Linked DNA regions of Homo sapiens: regions 2 and 3 are each linked to region 1. The links are chromatin contacts, found by Hi-C or POLR2A ChIA-PET in ENCODE. All regions are on one chromosome and are shown on one strand. Each heading gives the region's core, a stretch centred on a gene start or an enhancer-like site at or near the end of the contact. The rest is flanking DNA. Distances are from core to core; before and after follow the strand shown.

Evidence for each region. Hi-C counts contacts between places; a loop is a spot of excess contacts on that map. ChIA-PET counts read pairs that join two places held with the same protein, here RNA polymerase II (POLR2A). Pooled maps may share reads with other maps.
Region 2: a loop to region 1 is called in a pooled map, with 2.3 times the contacts of the local background. The contact joins two enhancer-like sites. A Hi-C loop is called at or near these places in 1 of 37 single-sample maps with no recorded cell type and 3 of 50 pooled maps. POLR2A ChIA-PET finds 5 or more read pairs at or near these places in 2 of 52 experiments (BJ and common myeloid progenitor, CD34-positive).
Region 3: a loop to region 1 is called in a pooled map, with 2.8 times the contacts of the local background. The contact joins two enhancer-like sites. A Hi-C loop is called at or near these places in 7 of 50 pooled maps. POLR2A ChIA-PET finds 5 or more read pairs at or near these places in 6 of 52 experiments (AG04450, activated CD4-positive, alpha-beta T cell, activated CD4-positive, alpha-beta memory T cell and 1 more).

Annotation. Positions count from the first base shown.
Region 1 is chr17:64,963,111-64,968,196 of GRCh38, reverse strand. It overlaps the pseudogene AMZ2P1. Among named protein-coding and RNA genes, the nearest start is that of LRRC37A3, 46 kb to the right of the region's middle. RefSeq lists a silencer at 1,961-2,124 and an enhancer at 2,344-2,393. Within about 2 kb of position 2,061, at least 8 of the 41 ENCODE cell types and tissues checked have a DNase peak (open chromatin) inside an H3K27ac peak, as active enhancers do.
Region 2 is chr17:64,632,666-64,637,751 of GRCh38, reverse strand. The region is part of intron 1 of SMURF2 (SMAD specific E3 ubiquitin protein ligase 2); the gene reads left to right. Among named protein-coding and RNA genes, the nearest start is that of SMURF2, 27 kb to the left of the region's middle. Within about 2 kb of position 1,936, at least 3 of the 41 ENCODE cell types and tissues checked have a DNase peak (open chromatin) inside an H3K27ac peak, as active enhancers do.
Region 3 is chr17:65,226,830-65,231,915 of GRCh38, reverse strand. RGS9 (regulator of G protein signaling 9) reads right to left here. Exons shown (of 19, transcript NM_003835.4): 19 at 4,213-4,641. The coding sequence ends at 4,509. Among named protein-coding and RNA genes, the nearest start is that of RGS9, 92 kb to the right of the region's middle. Within about 2 kb of position 2,980, at least 4 of the 41 ENCODE cell types and tissues checked have a DNase peak (open chromatin) inside an H3K27ac peak, as active enhancers do.

The DNA of each region.
Region 1 (5,086 bases), core at 812-3,311:
ATAAATGACTACTTGCATGTTATGCTTTCATTTGGGTGGAATACTTCATCAGAATAAACTATTGATCTTGTGCTGTGTCAAAGTAACAGACTAGAACCTTCTTTCAAGTACCTGAATTGAAATGAAACTCATTTTGAATAATAAAAACTCTAGAAACTCTTTATCTTCTCATCTTACTGGCCTGGTCTGTGGCAGCAAGCACATTATTTCCATTCCCCAAATATGTTTAGGTCTCCCAAGAAAGCTGGGACTGGCGGTAATGAGCAAGTAAATAACTTGAAAAAGAACTGTAGATGCCCCAAGGAACCAACCAACATAATTTCCAGGGGGTGATTTTGTTTTTAGAAGAGCTGCTCCCCTCTGTTAGGGCCAGCCAAGTCACATTTTTGGACGTCCGTGGACTCTGATCACCACAGCCCTCCTCTTCCGTGAGCCTTCCTTACTCTCTCGAGTGCATTAGCTCATTTTTTTTCTTTTGCTGGTTGTCACCTTATTCCTGTTTTAGTTTTTAGCAGCTTAAAATACGACCTCTCAGGAATATTTGCAAGTGAAAATAACAATGGTCCTTACACTACCACAACATTTGGTGGTGGGAGTTCCGTTGCAGGTCTCAGCTATAACATAGTCATTTATGAGGGATCTTACAAATAGTGTGTAATGGTATTTATATTTGTGAGTGTTACACTTTCTCTATAGACTTAGAGCAGCTTTCAGGTTTATTTCAGTAATAATGTCTTTCTCACCTTCTCACATTGTGAAGTGTTTACCTGAGTCAGGGAGAGAGTTTAATGGGGTTATCTGTCGGGGTGCCATGAATGCTGATGATGGTCTGCAGGTTGTGAACATCAGCCCCATTGCTACAGGGGTGGACAGGTGGAAAAGCTCAGACTTGACAAACCACCTCTGCTAGATAGATGTGTCTTGGAAATCCAGAAATTACAGTGAATATTTTATGGAATGCCAGTGAGCAGACAGCATTTCCCACTTTCCTATCTTACCTTGAGGGTAAGACTTAAAGGTATTTTTTTTTCTTGTAATTTGAAGCCTAAATTCTTTGATTGTTTGATGTATGCAATATGATGTAAGGCACATTTTATACCCCTAGTCAGTGGTTTCCCTTGGATTCATTCTCCTACTTGATTGAACCCATTTAAGTCATTTTAGGAAATGGTGGTTTGCTATTAAAATTAATTGGAGAGAATACTTGGTCATTCTGTTAGCAAAAAGAGACTGATGGAGCATGGTGTTTTATGGATTCTGTTACAGGGCTTATTCCTCCTTGAATAATGTGCTTTAAAAATTATTGTCCATTCGATTACATTTTCTTTTATTTTCCTACAATGTAAGCACGGTTTTAGTCCTGTAGGTCAGCCTTTCTCACAAACTCTTTTGAACTAAGATTTGCCTAGGTGAATAAATTGGGGATGACGGTTGTCTGGAGAAGATATAAGGTCCATTTGTGAATACTCTGCACTATGAGACCAGGAGAAAAATCATCTAAGAAATCGTTCACTCTTGCTAAAAACTGAACTAAATTTTATATGATGCATTTATTCAGCAATCATAAGTGCTGTGCATAACTATTGTACATATTTTTGGACAATTTCTTAGGGTTCAGCTTAAAAATATAATTTGCCTACTGCAACTAAATTTTATGTACTGTGGTTAAATCTTTGTAGTTTTAGAAGATAATTTTCACTAAATAAATCCAAGCAGATTTTGCTCTGCAAATGCTGAATGAAGTATTGAACTAATAAAAAGGATTAATAATTTTCTACTGTCTAAATAATCTTAGAAATCAGTGAATTTGATTCATTTATGTCGTAGATCCTGATCCCGTTTACCTGTGGAGTTAATATCTCTCCAGTCAAGAGATTTTTCAGGCCTCAGACTTTTAATGGTGAGGGTTAAATAGAAGAATTTGGCGAGGATTACCCGTCGGTTCTTGTCCAGCTTGCTTTTTGAAGCACACATTCCCCTGATATGAATAATTTACATTTCAAGCCCTACGAGGGACAGAGGGCCGCGTTGCTCCCTCTAGGGAGCAGCAGTGCTAAAATCGAAGCAGGCAGCTGCGGGACCGCTATAGCCGGCCCTGCGCTCGGGCCCTTCCCGGGCAGGAAACGCGTCGCTGTCCCCGGCTGCGCCCAGGCCAGCGGGCACAGCAGCTGCGAACCGCCGGCGCACCACCTGTTTCCGCGCCCGGGGACTTCCCCGGCGGGGCTCAGAAGTGTGGGGTCGGTCGCTTGGCTTCCCCTGGCGTCGGCGACCCAGGGTAACCTCCTCCACTGCTGCGTGCCGTGCAGGCCTGCCTGTGTGAGAGCCACGTGTGCCGCGCTCTGGGCACAGCCTTGGAAAGTCAGGACCGCGACGGCAGCAGAGCAGTGAGTGGAATTAATTCTCAAGTAGAGCATTTAAAAAGTGCTTCATTGAAGAGTTTGAATCTCAGTCACTTTGTAGATTCGGATATCTAGAATGGCACCGTCCAATAGAAATATAATACAAGCCACCTATGTAAGCTTAATGTTTCTAGTAGTCGTATTAGCAAATGCATAAAGAAGCAGGTGGAGTTAATTTTAATAGTATATTCTATTTAATCCAGTGCATCCAAAATATTATTTCAATCAATATCAATGCTGAATATTTTATATCCTTTTTTTTTTTACCGTCTTCAAATTCCTGTATGTATGTTACACTTGCAGTACGTCTTACTTCCAACTGGCCACATTTTCAAGTGCTCAACAGCCCCATGTGGCTTGTGGCTACTGTATTGGACAGTGCAGCTCTAGAGCAGTACCCAACTCTAGTGTACCTGGAAAAATGTACCCGTGGTATTGAGTTACTAGGAGAGGAAGGCTTATTTCAGGAAAAGGTCATGTAAATCTTCTGTCAGTACAGCCGGTGCTGACATTCAAGCTGAAAGGGTGTATGTAGACACCGTTTAATGTCTACATTAAAGGCCTCTGGCTTCGGTGTTAACTTGTTTCTTTAAAAGCTTGATACTGTTCTCTGTTGCAGCTTGTTTTTTACCCTCCCGTCTTCATTTTCAAGGGCCTGGTATTGTCTTCAAATGCATTTCCATTTTTGGAAAGCGGAGTCGTAAAGCATTAATAATGTGGAGATTGTTTAGTCCATTTCATGCATGAGGACACAAGCCTGCAGCAGCCGAGTAAACTTGCGTGTCATGTAACCAATGGCAAAAATGGGATCAGATCCCAATTCTCCCTAATGCTGAGTTATTCGTTATTTTCACTGTGCTACATGACCTCATTGAAGTAAAATATCACCGGCGAGAACCTAACCATTTTTCCCCCAGGTTGTTTACAAGGGATTATACACGATTAAACTTTCAATTTCTTTTCTGTTCAAGTAGAGCCATCTGGGGTTGCTCAAAGTTGGAGAAATCAGTCTATGTACAGTTCTGCCTTAGTACCAAAAAAAGAGAGGTGCGATATTTATTTATTTATGAAATAGGGTCTCGCTCTGTTGCCCAGGCTGGAGTGCAGTGGCATGATCACGGCTCACTGGAGCCTCCACCTCCCATAGTCAAGTGGTCCTCCCACCTCAGCCTCCCAAGTAGCTGGGATTACAGGTGTGCACCACCATGCCCGGTGTATTTTTTTTATTTTTAATTTTTAGAGATGGGATTTTTTCCACATTGTCCAGGCTGGTCTGGAACTCCTGAGCTCAAGCAATCTGCCTGCCTTGGTCTCCCAAAGTGCTGGGATTACTGACGTGAGCCACCGTGCCCCGCCAAGAGTTGCAATATTTAGTAAAGCTCTTGCGACTAGTTGAGGCATTAAAAGAAAGCATTATGAAAAAAAATGTCTACTGGAAAATAGTTAAAACAAAATCTATTGGGGCAATATGTTCAAACTCACAGACTGCCATACTTAACCCAGTATTGATTTCATCCCACTGTTTTCTTTAGTGTCTGCTCATGGATCAGTTTTTTCTTCTTTACAACTGACCCACCCATGTAGTACACTACTGCTGGGCAGTCTGAGATCCATCCATCCTCAGATGCTGAACCGGTGGGTTCTCGGCACAGTGCTTTCAGTGTCCTGTGGTTATCCAGCTGTTTCATAGCAGCAAAGACTCTCTTGAGCTGTAACTGTCAATAGATATCTTTTTCTTCTCTTGTGTAACTAAAGGGGAAAAAAGTCTATAACTCATTCATTCATGTATTTTTCATTCAACAATATTCATGGAGCACCACCTACTGGGTGCCAGGCCCTGCTCAAAGCCTTGGGAATACAGCAGTGAACAAAGAACTCCTACCCTAATACACTAGTGGATGAGACAGAGAGTCAAGGAGTAAACAGATGCTTTATTTTATTTTTATTTTTAATTTTTTTTGAGACAGAGTTTTGCTCTGTCATCCAGGCTAGAGTGCAGTGGTGTGATCTTGGCTCACTATATCCTCTGCCTCCTGGGCTCAAGTGGTCCTCCCGCCTCAGCTTCCCAAGTAGCTGGGAGTACAGGCACGTGCCACCGCACCTGGCTAATTTTTGTACTTTTTGTAGAGAGGAGTTTTACCATGTTGACCAGGCTGGTCTCAAACTCCTGGGCTCAAGCAGTCTGCCCACCTTAGCCTCCCAAAGTGGATGCTGTTATAACCTAATGTCAAAGTAAACAAATAGAAACAAGTACCATTTTGAATAGGATAGACAGGAATGCCTCCCTAGGGAGGTAGCATTTGGAAGTGATCAAATTGAAGGGTCACACTGCATATACATCTCAGGCAAGGGAGTACCAAGCAAAGGAAACCACAAATGCCAAAGCCTGAAGCTTGCAACAAGAAGAACAATTCCAGAAACAATAAGAGAGGCTGGGTGTCGTGGCTCACACCTGTAATCTCAGCACTTCGGGAGACCGAGGCAGGCGGATCACCAGTTCAGGAGATTGAGACCATCATGGCTAACATGGCAAAACCCCATCTCTACTAAAAATACAAAAAAAAAAAAAAAAATTAGCCAGGCATGGTGGTGGGCACCTGTAATCTCAGCTATACTCGGGAGGCTGAGGCAGGAGAATCACTTGAACCCAGAGGTAGAAGTTGCAGTGAGCCAAGATTGTGCCTTTG
Region 2 (5,086 bases), core at 687-3,186, 330 kb after region 1:
TCTCTACTAAAAATACAAAAATTAGCCAGGCATGGTGGCACACGACTGTAGTCTCAGCTACTGGGGAGGCAGAGGTGGGAGAATCGCCTGAACCTGGGAGGCAGCAGTTACAGTGAGCCAAGATCGCACTATTACACTCCAGCCTGGGCAACAGAATGAGACTCCGTCTCAAGAAAATAATAATAATAATAATGTGTTGGACCAACTGGATTTCCACATGCAAAAGAATGAAGTTGAACCTCTACCTCATGCCATATATAAAAATTAACTCAAAGTGGATTAAAGACTAAATGTAACAATGCAAGCCATAAGACTCTTAGATGGATGGCTGGGTGTGGTGGCTCACACCTGTAATCCTGGCACTTTGGGAGGTCGAGACGAGTGGTTGTTTGAGGCCAGGAGTTCGGGACCAGTCTGGCCAACATGATGAAACCCCGTCTCTACTAAAAATACAAAAATTAGCCAGGAATGGTGGCAGGCACCTGTAATCTCACTTACTTGGGAGGCTGAGGCAAGAGAATCGCTTGAACCTGGGAGGCGGAGATTGTAGTGAGCCGAGACCGTGCCACTGCACTCCAGCCTGGGTGACAGAGCAAGACTGTGTCTCAAAAAAAAAAAAAAATCTCTTAGATAGAAACACAAGACTTTGGATTGGATTCTGTCAATTTAAACAAAAATCTTATTTATTTATTTTTGTAAAGATGAGGTCTCACTCTGTTGCCCAGACTGGTCTCGAACTCCTGGGCTCAAGAGATCCTCTTGTCTCGGCCTGCCAAAGTGACAGGATTACAGGTATTAGCCACTGCACCCAGCCTAGACTCTATCAAAATTAAAAACGTTTGTGTCCAAAAGGACACTAATAAGAAAGCTAAAAGATAACTCATAGAATGAGAGAAAATATTTATAAATTATACCTGATAAGGGTCTAGTATACAGAATATATAAAGAACTCTTTTTTTTTTTTTCTTTTTTTGAGGCGGAGTCTTGCTCTGTCGCCTAGGCAGGAGTGCAGCAGCATGATCTTAGCTCACTGCAACCTCCACCTCCTGGGTTCAAGTGATTCTTCTGCCTCAGCCTCCTGAGTAGCTGGGACTACAGGTGCACACCACCATGCCCAGCTAATTTTTTTTTTTTTTTTTTTTTTTTTTTGAGGCAGAGTCTGGCCCTGATGTCCAGGCTGAGTGCAGTGGCATGCAATCTCGTCTCACTCAACCTCCACCTCCTGGGTTCAAGCGATTCTCCTGCCTCAGCCTCCCGCGTAGCCGGGATTACAGGTGTGTGCCACCACGTCCAGCTAATGTTTATATTTTTAGTAGAGATGGAGTTTTGCCATGTTGGCCAGGCTGGTCTTGAACTCCTGATCTCAGGTGATCCACCAACCTCAGCCTCCCAAAGTGCTGGGATTACAGGTGTGAGCCACCGCACCCGGCCTTAAGGAACTCTTAAAACTCAACAATAAAAGGACAAACAATCCAGTTAAAAAATGGGCAGCTAGCCAGATGTGTTGGCACATGCCTATAGTCTCAGCTACTTGAGAGGCTGAGGTGGGAGGATCCCCTGAGAACAGCCTGGGCAGCATAGTGAGACCACATTTCAAAAAAAAGGGCAAAGGGTTTGAATAGACAGTTCTCCAGAGAAGATATATCAGTGGCCAAAAAGCACATGAAAAGATGCCCAATATCATGAATCATTAGGGAAATGAAAATGAAAACCACAATGGGATACTACTTCACGACCACTAGAAGGGCTATAATAATGGGAAAATAACAAATGTTAGCAAAGATGTGGAGAAATTGGAACCCTCATACATTGTTGGTGGGAATGTAAAGTAGTTCAACCACTCTGCTAAACAGTTTGTGGCAGTTTTTCAGAAAAATTAAACATAGTTACTACATGACTCAGCAATTCCATTCCTAGGTACATACATAAGAGAACTGAAAACATATGTTCACACAAAATCTTGTGCATAGTAGCATTATTCATAACAGCCAAAATAGTTGGGTGGAAACAACTCAGATGTCTGTCAACTGAATGGATAAACAAAATATGGCATATCTATACAATGGAATATTATTCAGCCATAAAAGGGAATAAAGTGCTGATGATGTATGCTATAGTATGGATGAGCTCAAAAAATTAGGTTGATTGAAAGAAGCCAGACACAAAAAGCCATATTGTTTAATTCCACTTGGCAAATCCATAGACAGAAGGTAGATTTTCAGGTTGCTAGGGGATGGGGGAGGGAAGATGGGGAGTGACTGCTAACAGGTAGTATGGGGGTTGTTTTGGGGTGATGGAAATGTTCTGGAATTAGATATTGGTGATGGTTGTACAGCACTGTGACTATGCTAAAAATTATTGAATTATACAGTTTAACTTGGTGATTTTCATGTTATGTGACTTTTATTATTTATTTATTTATTTTGAGACCTAGTCTCGCTCTGTCGCCCAGGCCAGAGTGCAGTGGTGTGATCTCGGCTCACCGCAACCTCCACCTCCCTGGTTCAAGCAATTCTCGTGCCTCAGCCTCCCAAGTACCTGGGATTACAGCTGTGCACCACCACGCCCAGCTAATTTTTGTATTTTTAATAGAGATGGAATTTCACCATGTTGGCCAGGCTGGTCATGAACTTCTGGCCTCAAGCGATCCACTCACCCTGGCCTCCCAAAGTGCTGAGATTACAGGTGTGAGCCACCATGCCTGGCCTTATGTGACTTTTATCTGGAAACAAATGGGAAAAAAACTTGTCATAACAAATATTATTATTATTATTATTAGGTTATGATGTTTGTGGCTTTTGCCAGTTTGTTAAAATTTATGATTTATTTTCTCATTCTAAATTGAATATTGGCTGTCAATACCCAATTCTGTGCTCTTAAAATGGAGCCTCCAAACTCTGTAAACTCCAGGCTTCATGAAATCTGAATGCACCCAGGATATGTATTAGCATCAGATAAAAATCATTCAAGGACTGTGTCTTCTTTTTAAGCTTGAATTGAACAAATATGTTTATTTCTGCTCTGTCCCCAAGCCCCATTCACAGTGAGTAAGAGAATGAAAACAGCATAAATCTGCAAGAGCAGAAAGAACAGGAGACAGTAAATAAGTGGTATAAAAAAACTTCAGGGAAATGGAAGGTGGTTGGAGTAGATTAATTAGCTGAGAAAGTGGAATATAAAATATCTACAGAGGCGGATACCAATTCCTTGCATGATTCTAGCCAGTTCATATCACCTATCTCTAGGAAGACTCAGGAATTGAAGGTGCCAGGTATCTCTGAGGGTGCAAGCAAGATGTGAAGCTGAAAGCAGGAAATGGTTTAAAGTCAGTGGAAAGTTCTATACATGCCTCATCCTAGGCAAGCAGATGAGTGTTCTTACCCAACCTCACAAAAAAGTCAAAGATTTATCTTGTGGAGAAAGCCAGACTGCCTATAGACCCAGGAATACCTGGTGCTGTGGAAGGTGGTAAAGAAATGCCCAGCTGAAAATGAGGGGATTTGCCACATCTTTAAATGGTGAAACTCCCAGCCCCCTTGTATTACTTAGCTCCAAGAATGCTAGCAGCCAGTTATTCTCTTTTTGTTTTTGTTTTTTGTTTTGAAACAGTCTCACTGTCGCCCAGGCTGGAGTGCAGTGGTGGGATCTCGGCTCACTGCAACCTCCAGCTTCTGGGTTCAAGCTATTTTTGTGCCTCAGCCTCCCAAGTAGCTGGGATTACAGGCGCGCACCACCACACCTGGCTAATTTTTGTATTTTAGTAGAGACAGTTTCGCCATGTTGGCCATGCTGGTCTCAAGCTCCTGACCTCAGGTGATCTGCCCACCTCGGCCTCCTAAAGTGTTGGGATGACAGGCATGAGCCACCACACTCAGCCTATATAAATTTTATGTTTTTACAGTAACTTTGTATGGAGAGTATAAAACTCTTCACAACATTTTTTTGGGGGGTGGGGGGCTAATCTCTTGGTAGTTGCCTGTGTTTATAAGTTACCTCTAAAGTTTAGAATTGAAAGTTGTTTGGTGTTTTCAGCATATTATTGAAGGCTCAGAATTGTAGGGACCAGAATTATTACTGATTCTCTAATGCCTCTAATCAACTGAAGTTGTAAGATAATTCATGTTATGTGAAAAACAAACCAATGATGCTAGTTGAATCCTGGAATTTAAACTTGCAACAAAGTGAATATGACATATTTAATGGTTATTCTTACTATATTGTATTGTAAATATATGGTAAAGGGATTTATGTATTTATTTTTACCCAGCTAATAAACATTTTCACCTGGGATGGAATGATACCGGTGTGGGTATGGAGGGTTTAAGTGGAAAGGGAGTGTTCTTTCTCTGTTTTTATACTCTGCTTTCTCTTTGAAGTTGTTCTTTCCTCTATTTGATTTTGAGGGACCCTGATTGACTCCCAGTACCTGGATATAGAAGAATCTATAGGTAGAGATCTGTTTTTTTGTTTTGTTTTGTTTTTGAAACAGGGTCTTGCTTTGTCACCCAGGATGGAGTACAGTGATATGATCATGGCTCACTGCAGCCTCGGCCTCCTGGGCTCAAGCCATCCTCCCACTTCAGCCTCCCAAGTAGCTGGGACTATAGGTGCGTGCCACCACGCCTGGCTAATTTTTGTGTTTTTATAGAGACAGGGTCTCCTCAGGTTGCCCAGGCTGGCCTCGAACTTCTGGGCTCAAGCTATCTCCCTGCCTTGGCCTCCCAAAGTGCTGAGATTACAGACTTGAGCCACCACATGCAGCCTCTACCTTCTGTTATAACAATAAATACTGTGTATCCCTATTTGCAAAGTTTTAAGAAACTCTTTACCTAAGTCATCTCACTTAATCCTCAAAATAATACTCTGAAGTAGGCGAGTACAAATACTATCATATTGTCATCAGAAAACACTGATCTCAGAGAGGTTAAGTCATTTGTCCAAGGGCTCACAGCCCTTCTCTTAAGCGTGGGAAGCTGGAATTTGAAACCAGATGTGTTTTATTCCTGTCTCTAAGCTCTGTGTTACACTGTCTTCCTAAATTGTTTAGGTCTCTTGACAGAAGTCTGGAGGCCTTTGAACAGTTTTT
Region 3 (5,086 bases), core at 1,731-4,230, 260 kb before region 1:
GCCTAGGACTCCCTCTTCTGGTGAAGTGTGAGGAGGTGACAGCTGCCCAGAGGGGAGGGCTGACCTCTGAAGCTGGGGTGTGTGAGGCATGAAGTATCCCCGGATCCCGGCTTCCTTCAGCCTTCCCAGCTCATGAATCATTGGCCTTCTTCTTTTCTTCCTCAGCAAATAAGCAGGAAGCAGCCCTGCCTCCTCTCAGACTCAATGATTTCACCCTGTTAGTGGTGTTCGTTCATTCTCACACTGCTGTAAGGAACTAACTGCAGCTGGGTAATTTATTTAAAAAGAGGTTTGATTGACTCACAATTCCACATGGCTGGAGAGGCCTCAGGAAACTTACAATCATGGCAAAAGGCAGAAGAGAAGCAAGTATCTTATTCACAAGGCAGCAGGAAAGAGAGAGAGCCCGAGGAGATGCCAAACACTTATAAAACAATCAGACCTTGTGAGACTCAATCACTATCGTGAGAACAGCATGGGGGAAACCGCCCCCATGAGCCAGTCACTTTCCACCGGGTCCCTCCCTCAACATGTGGGGATTACAATTCCAGATGAGATTTGGGTGGGGACACAGAGCCAAACCATATCAGGCTAGAAGGCCTCAAAAATCTAGGAAACCCTCTACCTAAGTGAGAGCCAGTAGGGGGATCCCAAGAGCACCATGTTGAATGGTTTATGTGTTAGTCAACTAAGAACCTCCTTGTTCTCCCACCCTACCTCTGCTTTTCCGGGGTCCCCCCTCCGACCCCCCTGCAGACATCCCAGCTGCAACAGCCCAAGCCCAAGGAGGGAAGGAACCTTACCTTTGAATGAAGTTCCAAGTTTTGCTTATTACACTAACATTGAACTGCATACAGAACTAAATGGAGACTGTCCTTGTCACTGATCATACCTGGAGGATCTGTATTATCTAAAAGTGACCAGAAAAGTTATGGGACTTCTCAGAGTTTTCATCCAGGTTTAGGAAAAGAAATAACTTGCAGCATAGGTTTAAAGGAGCATCTTGGGGAAAAAACAAAACTGTTTTTTTCTTGCACTACATAAGGTTCTGAGCAGCCAACACAGTTATATCCATATCACTCTATAGGTTTCCAAGCAGCCCTGTGAAGAAGGTCAAATTGTTACTCCCAGTTCACAGATGAGGAAATCAAGGAGCTGTTCCAAGCTGGAAAGGCAGGCGGCAGGATTCCCACAGCCCACAGCCCTGCACTCCCCCAACATGGACTAGATCCAATGCCCCCAGCTTGCTCCTCAAGCAATGATAGCACCTCCATGAGGGAATCAACTTTATTCCCAGGACCTCACTTGGTGTTTGACACCTAGCCGGTGTTCAGCCTTGAGCAAGTGGAAAGCACCCAACCATGGAATACAGCATAGCTACATTTTATAGGCATTTACCAAATATTGGCCAAACAGAAACTAACTGGTCACTCCCGTCTCCTCTTGCCCCACCTCTTGCATTATGTTATGTTATGTTATGTTACGTTATGTTATGTTAGTGTAACCCATTACCCCCAAAACTGTGTAATAATTCCACTGTGGGAGAGACCAAGTGTCCGCCAATATCCACTCTCCCCATCTTCCTTCCTCTAGCTAAATCTCTAGAAGTTTAACTACTCACAAACTGGCCTAACTGAAGACTACATTTCCCGGACTCCCGTGCAGCTAGCCATGGTCATGTGACCAAAGGCCAACCAATGGGATGTGAATGGAAATGACCCATGCTACTTCCTGGTTGTGAACTTAAGATGAAGCCACCTTCCCACCATTGCCTCTTTTTCAGTTATCCCCTGGGTATGGGCATGGGTGTAGGGGTGGTGAACCAGCTTCAATCACTACCTCAAGGCAGTGGTTCTCAAGCTCACCTGGACATAGACATCACCTGGGAGAGGCGCTAAAAAAAATCCCAGTGTCACAGCTCTGTGCGTGTGCCCTGGACAGCGGGATCTTTCAAGTTTCCCCAGTGGATTCTAATGTCCAGACAAGATGGAGGAGCATCATACTTGTGACCAGGGGATGGGTGGAGCAACAAGATAAAAAAATTTATTGGTTGTTGGATTTTTTTTTCTCTTCCCTGGCCTCCATTCACTTCCAGCCCATGACCTGGACTGCCCTACTGCCTTTAGGCAACTCTGTGTTACAGACAGAAACTCTGTCATGTTTGAACCCACTTCCTCCCTTCTGAGGTCTATTTATTACTGAACTATAGCCTGGACTTTATTTAATCCAACCAGTGGATTCTGGAGCCTTCTGTCATTGACGCTCTATCCATGTGGATCTTAGTTTCCATGTGGGCTTAGTTTCTCTTTAGGACCCTGGGGGCTTAGGAGAGGAACCCTTAAACACTGATATACAAACCTAGGGTTGAGATTCTCCTTATTTCTTGACATTGGCTGGTAGTAAACTAAGGGTGTGGATTGCTTCGCCTTTCATCTCATTTTAGATCAGCATTGCAAATAAAGGCATCAGGTTAACAGCTCACTCACTCTTCCAAGAAAGGACCAGACTCTCTCACTTACATTCTGGGGGAAAATTTTTCTTAGCCCTTTGTGAGTGACTCTTGTGAGCCCAGTGGAATAGATTCAGTAAAATCTACAATGAGCAATGGTCTTTAAGTATTGAAGCTCTGTGTTTTCCCTACGGGGATTAGCAAATCTAGGTTTCAGCCATGCACCCACCCAACATTCATTTGTAGAAGTGTGCAGAGATGAGTCAGCAACCCCAGTATTTATGGGCTAAATAAGTTGTCAGAGGTTAAAAGCAAGTCAGGGGCTCTTATCTACTAATTGAATTCTGAGGAAGTTGAGGGCTAAAGGGGAGGGGTATAATGAGTGGTTTGGCAAACCACTTGATTTTTTTCTCCTGTGAGGACTTCCTATGCAACTTTTAAGAGCTGTTTTATTCACCGCGTAGCCCTTAATCGCAACCCGCTGTCCAATCTAATTATGATCCCAGCAGTGCCGTTTGGGGCAATACTTCAGAGCATGCGCAGAAACCAGGGACAAGTACATACGCTGTAATCTCTAGTGCGGGGTTTCTCAACAGTGGCACCACTGGTGGTTTGAACTGATAATCTTCTGTTGTGGGAGCTTCTGTGCATTGTAGGATACTTAGCAGCGTCCCTGGCCTTTACCTGCTAGACACCAGTAGCAACCCCCACCCACTGCCGCAGTCTTGATAACCAAAAATGTCTCCAAACACTGACCGGTGTTCCCTAGAGGGCAACATTGACCTGGTGGAGAAACACTGTCCCGGATGAATTCCATGAGACAAGGAGTCCTACTCACAGCAACATCCCCAGCGCCTGTCATAGCGTCTGGCACATAGTAGGGACTCAATAAACACATGTTGAGTGAGTAACTAGGAGGGGAGGTGGGAGGAGCACACCAAAGCCCAAACCTCTAGAATTTCCCACTGGCCTAGTGCAGCGGAAGTGAAAAGGAGCACTCAGATCTCCAACTGCAGGGAGCACGCGGGCTGATGGCCAAGCTGCTGCAGCTCAGGATCCACCAGCATATCCATGCCAAGGTCAGGCTTTCCACGGGATCTCCCAGCACATGACCATGCACCGTGGGGGTACGAATGCAGGGCCGTTCCCAGAGATGCAGGCCCTCTCCAGCAATGACTTTGGCTCAAGGACACCCCAGCAGCCTGGTCAAAACTTTCTTGGACTGCACAAAGGACACCCCAGCAGCCTGGCCAAAACTTTCTTGGACTGCATAAAGGACACCCCAGCAGCCTGTTCAAAACTTTCTTGGACTGCACTGCCATCTAAGACTCTCCCTGCCCAGAGGTCAGACTTGCAGCACGGTCTGGACTGCCCCCCGCCCCGAACCCCCTCAACACTCAACTTCAACTTTCTCCAGCTCTGGCCCTTCCTTTATCTACCACAGGTGTTTTCCCCAACAAATCTCTTGTCCATCGAATCTCACCTTGGTGTCTGCTTCTTGGAGGACCTGAGGCAACACACCTGGCATTTTAGGAGTGTGCCTGCTCCCAGCCCTCTGTCCATTCCTGTGAGATGCCATGCCCCGGGGCATCCCCTGGGGAGCTCTGCTGATGAGAAAAGCATTGTGCACAAACCCATTTAGACAAGGAGAGAGCTCTTGGAAGCGACTCAATGTCCCTTTGTCCAGAAGATTGAAGAAGACGTGAGTTTAACTCATAAATAATAGCTCACAAATTACTAACAAAACCAGACACACACTAACATTCCAAGAAACTTAAAGTTAACCTTTTATTGGTTTTAAGGCAGCAGGGAAAGTCTTCTGGTCCACATGCGTTTCTTCTGCCCAGGGGAGGGAGGGTCAGGAAGAGGAGAAGGAGTTGGCCCCTGGTAACCAGCCAGAGCATTCTTTGCCACAATCTACCCCATCTTGTCTCCCCAATCTTCAAATGTCACCCAAATGCACTTTGGTTCTCGAGCAAGTGTGTCCTGTGGCCCATACCATGGCATCTGTCAGAGCATCTTCCTGGTCCAGAGCCCCCAGCTCAGCCTGCCTCTTTCCTTACAGGCTCTCCCAGGGGCAGATGACCTCCTTTTCTGTGGCCCGGTCACCCGACTCTCCTGTTCCAGCATCCTCCGAGTCCATCAAGCAGGTCCCGCTCCCCGTGGGCACATCCATTTTGATCTGGAAAAAGCTTCAGGTGCAAGAGGAAAGCCAGTAATGTAGGGGCAGGGGCAGGAGGGACTGCACCTCCCCAAATCATCCTGACATCCTTGAAGATGAACATACCAGGTGCATTTGCCAAAGACTGTGGTGGGGGCAGGTATAGCTCAGGGGTAGAGCATTTGACTACAAAGGTTGTGTGTGCAGTGATTGGCTTGGTGGAATCTTTTTATTGGGGATTCATATTTTCATTTTGAATGAAAAATAATTCTGAAGGTGCTTTGTTTTCATTTTTGAGGTGCTCGGATCCCTGTGGTTTTGATGGATTCAGGAGGTCCCTGTAGGACATACCAGGACTTAGTCATCAACCCCTTTAAACTGACTTCATGGGTGCTGGGCACTGTGGCTCATGCCTGTAATCTTAGCACTTTGAGAGGCTGAGACAGGCGGATCGCCTGAGGTCAGGAGTTCGAGAC